Linked DNA regions of Homo sapiens: region 1 is linked to region 2. A link is an interaction called in ENCODE POLR2A ChIA-PET data of the cell type or tissue named here. Cell type or tissue: GM12878. All regions are shown on one strand.

Evidence for each region. Peaks named below come from ENCODE experiments on the same cell type or tissue, not always from the same donor. Only the 100,000 strongest peaks of a DNase experiment are listed, where the experiment ranks them.
Region 1: POLR2A ChIA-PET joins it to region 2 with 5 read pairs; 6 of 35 experiments call an interaction of 5 or more read pairs at or near these places.

What each region holds. Positions count from the first base shown.
Region 1 is chr10:69,200,688-69,204,687 of GRCh38, reverse strand. It overlaps SUPV3L1 (Suv3 like RNA helicase), which reads right to left. Exons shown (of 15, transcript NM_003171.5): 12 at 2,169-2,249; 13 at 1,645-1,821. Among named protein-coding and RNA genes, the nearest start is that of HKDC1, 18 kb to the left of the region's middle. RefSeq lists a silencer at 412-511. In GM12878, no CTCF peak of the experiment used is centred here; DNase peaks (open chromatin) are centred at 379 and 2,167; H3K27ac peaks cover 592 bases.
Region 2 is chr10:69,326,641-69,330,640 of GRCh38, reverse strand. All of the region lies in intron 1 of HK1 (hexokinase 1), which reads right to left. Among named protein-coding and RNA genes, the nearest start is that of HK1, 9.8 kb to the right of the region's middle. RefSeq lists enhancers at 171-972, 973-1,774 and silencers at 2,374-2,668, 2,394-2,688. In GM12878, no CTCF peak of the experiment used is centred here; a DNase peak (open chromatin) is centred at 2,440; H3K4me3 peaks cover 1,349 bases; H3K27ac peaks cover 1,181 bases.

The sequences.
Region 1 (4,000 bases), 130 kb after region 2:
GCAAAGATACACACAAACTTACACAAGTAGTTATTTCAGAGGACTAAGATTGGGGAGGGAGCCACATTTAAGCTATCTGTAATGTTCTCATTTTGTATAAAGAGAATGTATGTATTATTTATGTAATTTTTTTTTTAAAGGGCAGAGTCTTGCTATGTTGCTGGAGATGTTCTCGAACTCCTAGGCTTAAGCAATCCTTCCTGCCTCCCAAAGTGCTGGGATTACAGGCATGAGCCACAGCACTGGACTATTTATGTTATTTAAAAAATAAGTTTAGAGCTAGATTTGATTAGAATATAGCTCATATGTAGAATGCTCAGGCCTACAGAGGAAATGGCAGTGAACCTCAGTGAGTCAGGACAAGATTCAGAGAAGAGGAGGCCTTTGGGTTTAGTGGGGTGGGGAGAGCATGCAAAGCAGAGGAAATAGGGCGGGAGGTGAGAGAACATGTTATGTTTATAAGGTACATACAGTTCTGAACCGCTTCCCTCACTTACTGTTATAGTGTAACCACTTATGTAGATTTCTTCATTATAATCATAATTATCATTGCAATGTCTTCCTAATATCCAATCAAGTGGATATGCCATAATGTAGTTAACCTTTTCCCTCTTGTTGGACATTTGGATCCTTTCAAAAACATTTTTAATAATTAAAATATTAGGCTGGACTAGGTGGCTCATGCCTGTAATCCCAGCACTTTGGGAGGCTGAGGTGGGATGATCACTTGCCTCCAGGAGCTCGAGACCAGCCTGGGTAACATAGAGAGATCTGTCTCTACAAAAAATGCAAAAATTAGCTGGGCATGGTGGCACATGCCTGTAGTCCCAGCTACTTGGGAGGCTGAGGTGGCAGGATCACTTGAGCCAGGGAGGTTGAGGTTGCAGTGAGCTGTGATTGCACCATTGCACTCCAGCCTGGGCAACAGAGCAAGACCCTGCCTCAAATATAAAATAAATAAAATTAAATTAAATAAAAGTATTGTTATGATAAACCTTGGTAGAGTTTTGTTTTTTTTTTTTTTGAGACAGAGTCTCGCTCTGTCACCCAGGCTGGAGTGCAATGGTGCGATCTTGGCTCACTGCAACCTCTGCCTCCTTGGTTTAAGTGATTCTCCTGCCTCAGCCTCCCGAGTAGCTGGGATTACAGGTGCCCACCACCATGCCCGGATAATTTTTGTATTTTTAGTAGAGACAGGGTTTCACCAGCTTGGCCAGGCTGGTCTCGAATTCCTGACCTCAAGTGATCCACCCGCCTCGGCCTCCCAAAGTGCTGGGATTACAGGCGTGAGCCACTGCACCCGGCCTTGGTAGAGATTTATGGTTCTCCATAGTCCACTGTCCTTCCTGGCCCCCAGGAATCCTGTGCTTCTCAGAAGTCAGAGATTTGCATCCCTACCCAAATGAGTTAAAAGAGGCTAGAACCCTGGCATGGTGCTCATACAAGACAGTAACCCCTGGCTCAGTGCTTTACACTTAAGAAAACTGAACACTGTTGCTACTATTAACCCCTATTTAAGTTTTTACAAAGTCTCTCATATTACTGAATACTCTTGTAATTATTTTATTTTGAATAACAAAGTACTGTTTGGGGAACCTGCATCAACCAGAAGGAACTCAAAATAGCTTAAAGATAAAGGCTTACCTGTAACAGTGAAGAACACACAAAAGGCTGCTTCTTGTTGATAGGAGCTGTGCAGAAAACATACCTCACTCGCAGACTTAGTGGAATATGCTGGATCAACTCTGCAGAAAATTTAAAATCATCCATATTGCAGACAAAATACTGCCCATCAACTTGTGAAAAGTCTACAAAAATATCCTTGGGGAAAAAAAGACAGAAATTACTGGACTGCCTAAGTGAATTAAAATGAACAATGAATAACATACTCAAGTCTATAAAAGACAATCTCTTTAATCCAGAACAAACTTCCATAAAGGCTTGCTTTAATCACTCCCTCATATCCTTCCCCACCTGAAATACTGAGAGGAAATTCCTCAGGGCTAAAGTCCCAAAAGATTTTGAGAAAAAATTTTCACTTGTAAAATAAATTTTATAAATAGCAACTTCTCAAAGGCAGACTATCCATTCATGCTCATGAGGTTAACCAGTAATCACCTGACATATCAACATTTTTAGGGGAGATGTGAAAGGGAGTTTCCACTTACAATGAGATTGGACAGTGTTGCATCAGGGAGATGGTAGGCAAACATTTCAATCTGCTCAGCAGTTGGATGAAGACCAGCTGCCTTTTAGTAAAAGAAAAAACAATCATAAGCTGATTTTTTTTTTTTCAAAAAGGACAAATTTTCTTAAGTTATTGCACGATAAAGTCCCATTCAGGCTAAGCTCTCACCATATGAAGTAAATGCCAAGAATTTGAGTAAAAGAGAAAAAATATCATTTTACCATTTATTACCAATTAGAAAAGTTGATGATTTAGTAAAAATGACAGATTATGGCCACTGAGAAATTAGTCTTTTGCTTACATTTTAGTTATATTTCTAAAACCTATGATGATCTGGCAGTGTACAAAAAATGATTTTATGGGCTGGGTGTGGTGGCTCATGCCTGTAATCCCAGCACTTTGGGAGGCCAAGGTGGGCGGATCACGAGGTCAGGAGATTGAGACCATCCTGCCCAACATGGTGAAACCCCGTCTCTACTAAAAATGCAAAAATTAGCTGGGTGTGGTGCTGCGTGCCTGTAATCCCAGCTACTCGGGAGGCTGAGGCATGAGAATCACTTGAACCCAGCAGGCAGAGCTTGCAGTGAGCCGAGATCGCGCCACTGCACTCCAGCCTGGCGACAGAGCAAGACTCCGTCTAAAAAAAAAAAAAAGATTTTACGGCCAGGTGCAGTGGCTCATGCCTGTAATCCCAACACTTTGGGAGGCCAAGGTGGGAGGATTACTTGAGGACAGTAGTTCAAGATCAGCCTGGGCAACAAAAGGAGATTCCCATCTCTACAAAAAATTTTTAAAAAATCAGCCAAGCATGGTGGTGAGCACCTGAAGTCCCAGCTGCTCAAGAGGCTGAGGTGCAAGGCTCTCCTGAGCTCAGGAGATTGGGGTTACCGTGAGCCGTGATCATGCCACAGCACTGAAGCCTGAGTAACAGAGTGAAACACTATCTCAAAAAAAAAAAAAAAGGAAAGAAAAACCTGTTTTCCAGGGTAAAACCATTTTCCATGTCTCATTTCTCCTCATTGAATTAAAATGAATAAGAAAAACCCAGTCACTTTAACCAAGGCAATAAAACTAACATAGATATATACATCTAGAAAGACATGAGAACATTTTTAAACTGGAAGTGAGTTCTCTTTAGCTACACATTACACCGTTAGGACATGGCCACAGGAAAGTATAAGGAATGAAGTATGAAACAGAGAGAGAAAGTGAATGAAAAAGACAGAAGAAAAGAGGCAAGAGAAATTAGTCATAAGGGAGGGAAGAAGAGTCCAAGACATGAGGTGCCCAGGAGGGAAGCAGGGAGGTCACAGGAGCCAACCACGAACCTAACTGTACTGCTGAGAAGTTACAGAAATGATTCCAGCACAGCCTTCCCCTGGAAGCTTCTCTCCCTGCATGCTTCTCCCTGTATGATCTCATGTCTATACTCCCCTTCATCTAGTGTCACAAATGAGATAAGCCATGTAAGTGAATTTTCCAGGGAACTTTAAATTTTGACTATTACTAGAAAGTTTGTTTCAAATATGTACAATTCTAACTCATTAACTAATATTAACCAAAATTTAACCTTCTCCTCACTGGATGAAGTTGTATTGCTTAGGGCTGTTTTTGCCCCAAGCAATACAAGGTTTCGTCTATATTCAGGCTTCTGGTCATTTTTCAGTCCACTAATGTAGCTCTGTGTGCTCAGCTGAAGAAACTGCTTTTCTCCCTGTTCCTTCCCGCTGCTAGATTCCGGAAGGAAGTAAAGGCAAATCAGGCTCACTAAACTTTGTCAATCTGGACCTTCACTTGCATACCATTCTCTGA
Region 2 (4,000 bases):
GGGAGGGGAAAGGTGAGAGACCTTCCTGCTTCTGCTGTTTTCTCAAATGCCATATTACTATTTGGGGATAGTATGTCCTGAACCCCATCAATGGCTTTGGAGTCTGGAGCCCTGGACCACCGTTCTGGTTCTGCAGGTACTGCAAGAATTGCCCACTGGCGTTAGGGAGGTCTGTGTACCCATCCTAGCTCTTCTGCTTTCTGGCCACCGAGATCACATGAATTCCACTTCCTGGGACTCACCTGCCCCATATGTAAGATGCAGGAAGAAATTCCTACATCCAAGCTTGATGGAAAGATCCAACTAAAGTAAGCATCTGATTAAATCAAGTATTTTATAAATGAAACAGAACTTTGTAAAGGTGAGGTGGTGTCTTTATCACAGCAGTAGCCTGGGTCTCCTACTTCACTCACCACACCCACCCAGACAGGGTCCTAGAAGGCACCAGGAGACATCAGGGACATGAGGTCTGGGTGAATAACATGGCTGAAGACAAGCCCCATGTGTCAATCAATTGATGGAATCGACAGCTGCTTACAGTACCCCCAGGCAGAGGCCAGGAGTGGGCATCGCAAGGAGCATTGAGGGGGTTTTCATGCAGGTTAAGCATTGCCCTCCTGGGGGGTCCTCTTTTAAATGCAGACAAGAATGGGAGAGGGAGACAAATGAAAAGGGAGATTTGAAAAACAGGGCAAATTCCTAACATTTCACTGTTAATGACCTTATCGGATCCATTTCCTTCCCAAGTGGAAGGGGCTCATCAACACTAAGCAAATGGGGCTGGGGGTGAGGCAGCAGGCACAGGCAGGAGACACCATGCTGGTGCTGGGGAGGGGCAGGAGATGGGGGGCAGGGAACCTGGAGGATCCCAAGCCAATTCCACCCCTCTCCCACCCCAGTCTTTCCCTCCTTGCATCTGTTTCCCTAAACTGCACAATGAGAGTTGGGTGTAATGGTGGAAAGAACATGGATTTCTGAATCAGGGGACCAGCAGTAGTGTTCCTATCCCTGTCATTCATGAGTTGTGTGGTCATCAGAAAGTCAATTCACCACCTGGGGGGCCTTCGTTTGCTCATTTCTGAATGGAGTTGATGCCTTCCTCCTTAAATCGATTAAAAGCAGGGGTTTTCCAAGAAATTCCATTCCTACATATACACCCAACAGACATGAAAGCATGTCTGGCCGGGCGCGGTGGCTCACGCCTGTAATCCCAGCACTTTGGGAGGCTAAGGTGGGTGGATCACAAGGTCAAGAAATCAAGAACATCCTGGCCAACATGGTGAAACTCCGTCTCTACTGAAAATACAAAAATTAGCTGGGCATGGTGGCATGCGCCTATAGTCCCAGCTACTTGGGAGGCTGAGGCAGGAGAATCACTTGAACCCGGGAGGCAGAGGTTGCACTGAGCCAAGATTGCACCACTGCACTCCAGCCTGGTGACAGAGCAAGACTCCATCTGAAAAAAAAAAAAGAAGAAGAAAGAAAGAAAGCATGTCTATACAAAAAAAAATTCACACACAAATGTTCAGAGCAGCATTATTCATAACAGCCGAAAAGAGTGGAAGCAGTCCAAATGCCCATCAACTGACAAATGGAAAAACAAAATGTAGTAGATAAATACAATGGAATAGCATTCAGCAATAAAAAGGAATGAAGTGCTAACACATGCTACTACATGGATGAACCTTGAAGACATTATGCTAAATAAAAGAGGCTAGACACAAAAAGCCTCATTTTATATTATTCCATTTATATGAAATGTCCATAAGAGGCAAATCCATTTAAAAAAAAAGAAAAAAAAAGGTAGATAGTGGTTGCCAGAAGCTAGGTGGAGGAAGAAATGGGAAGTGACTGCTAACGGGTAGTTTTTTTCGGAGGGTGATGAAAATATTCTGGAATTAGATGGTGATGGTGCTCGGACAACCTTGTAAATCTATTAGAAACCACTGAATTGTACACTGTACAATGATGCGTTTCATGGTAGGTGAATTATAACTCAATTGAGAAAATAATAAAAGCAGGAGCTCTGCCATCAGCCTTGATGAGGCTGAATGCTGGCTCTATCGTTCACTATCTGGGCCTCACCGTCTGAAATCACACCCACCTCACAAGGGCGTTGTGGGGATGAACTAAGCAAAGGCTCACGATGCCTTTAGCACAGTACATGGCAATGAATACAACAATGAATGTTGGCTTTGGTTCATATGAGTACTAGAAATGATTAAATAAGACCCCTGCTAAGAAAAAGAAAAGCCGGGCGCCTAGTAGGCACTGAATGCCCCCTTCCCTGTAAGGCACCCTCGAGGTCTCCGAGTCTGGAGCCTGTAATCAGGCATAGACTCAAGATGAACATGAGCCGACATTTTCTGCCTCGCACAGGGACAGCTCAGCTTCTGTGTGCAAAGGGCTGAGCCGCCGACTTCACGGTTCAGTTTTCCCTGCCACGTGGGTACAGCCACCCTCTCCTTTTACGGAAGACGGTCTGAGAGGCTGCTGGCTTGAGTTTTCTCTGAGCAGAGCTGGGCACATTTACGCAACAGATAAGCCTGCCCTACCCGGGTCGGATCCACCCGGGAAGAGAGAAAGTGTGTGCAAGTGAAAGCTCACAAATGTGTGTTTCAACTCCCAGAAAAGCTTAACGGAGTCAGCCCACAGCACCAGGGGCCATGGAGAGCCATCCTAAGCCTTTCCCTGCATCAACTATCCCTCCCCAGTGCAGATATCTCAGCAGCAGCAGTCCATGGAGCTGTCAACTTCAGTCCGTGGGACTCTGAAGCAAGGACTCTGATAAGGTAACTCAGGAAATGGGCTAATTTTAAACACAGCTCGAATACTGTGATGTGAATGGAAACAACTGAGGAAGGAAACAGACTAAAACTCATCTATTACAAATTTGCAAAGGTTTGACCATAACAAGGGTTGGTGTGGAACAAAGGCAACCTGCACATACTTCCGATGGGAGTGTGAACTGGCATGACCACGGATGGCAACTTGGCAGAATCTCGTATATGGGAAAACGCACACATCTCTCCGCCTGGTGATCTCAGCCCTAGGTACACAGCTTAGAGCCTAGAGAAACTTGTGCATGCGCTGAATGAGTTGTTCTAGAGAAAGTTCACCAAGGCATTGTTTGTCACTTGAAACATTAGAAACACAAATGCCTATCAAAAGCAGAATAGATGAATTAACTAGGGAGCTTTTATACTCTGTAAGAAACCAGAGCAGTTTAATGAAACAGTTACGTAGATCAACATTTTTAAAATCTCAAAAATACAATGTTGAGCTAAAAGAAAGTAAATGGCGGAAGGATACATACAGTATAGCACCATTTATAAGAGTTTAAAACTGGCTGAGTGTGGGGGCTCAGGCCTATAATCCCAGAACTTTGGAAAGAGGCCTAGGCAGGTGGATCACTTGAGGTCAGGATTTTGAGACCAGCCTGACCAACATGGTGAAACCCCGTCTCTACTAAAAATACAAAAAAATTAGCCAGGTATGATCTCAGCTACTCAGGAGGCTGAGGCAGGAGGATTGCTTGAACCCAGGAGGCAGAGGTTGCTGTGAGCTGAGACCGTGCCACTGCACTCCAGCCTGGGCAACAAAATGAGATTCCATCTCAAAAAAAAAAAAAAAAAAAAAAGTTTAAAACCACACAAAGCAATACCATATATTGCTTAAACACATAGTCAGTATAGCACCATTTACAAAAGATCAAAACCATATATCTATAAAGCAATACCATATACTGTTTATAGACATATGCATATGTAATAAAAGCGTAAAAACATGCATGAAAAGATAAACACCAAATTCAGGACAGAGGTCACCTCCGAAGGGAGAAGCAGCAAACTATCTCAGAGATGGCATAGAAAGGGCTTCAACTGTGTCTGTAATGTAATTGTAATTGTGTCTATAACTTCTCAAGCTGAGTAGCAGACTCAGAGGTGTTTATGTGAACCTCAATCTTCTTTTATGTGCCTCAAATATTTCATAATAAAAA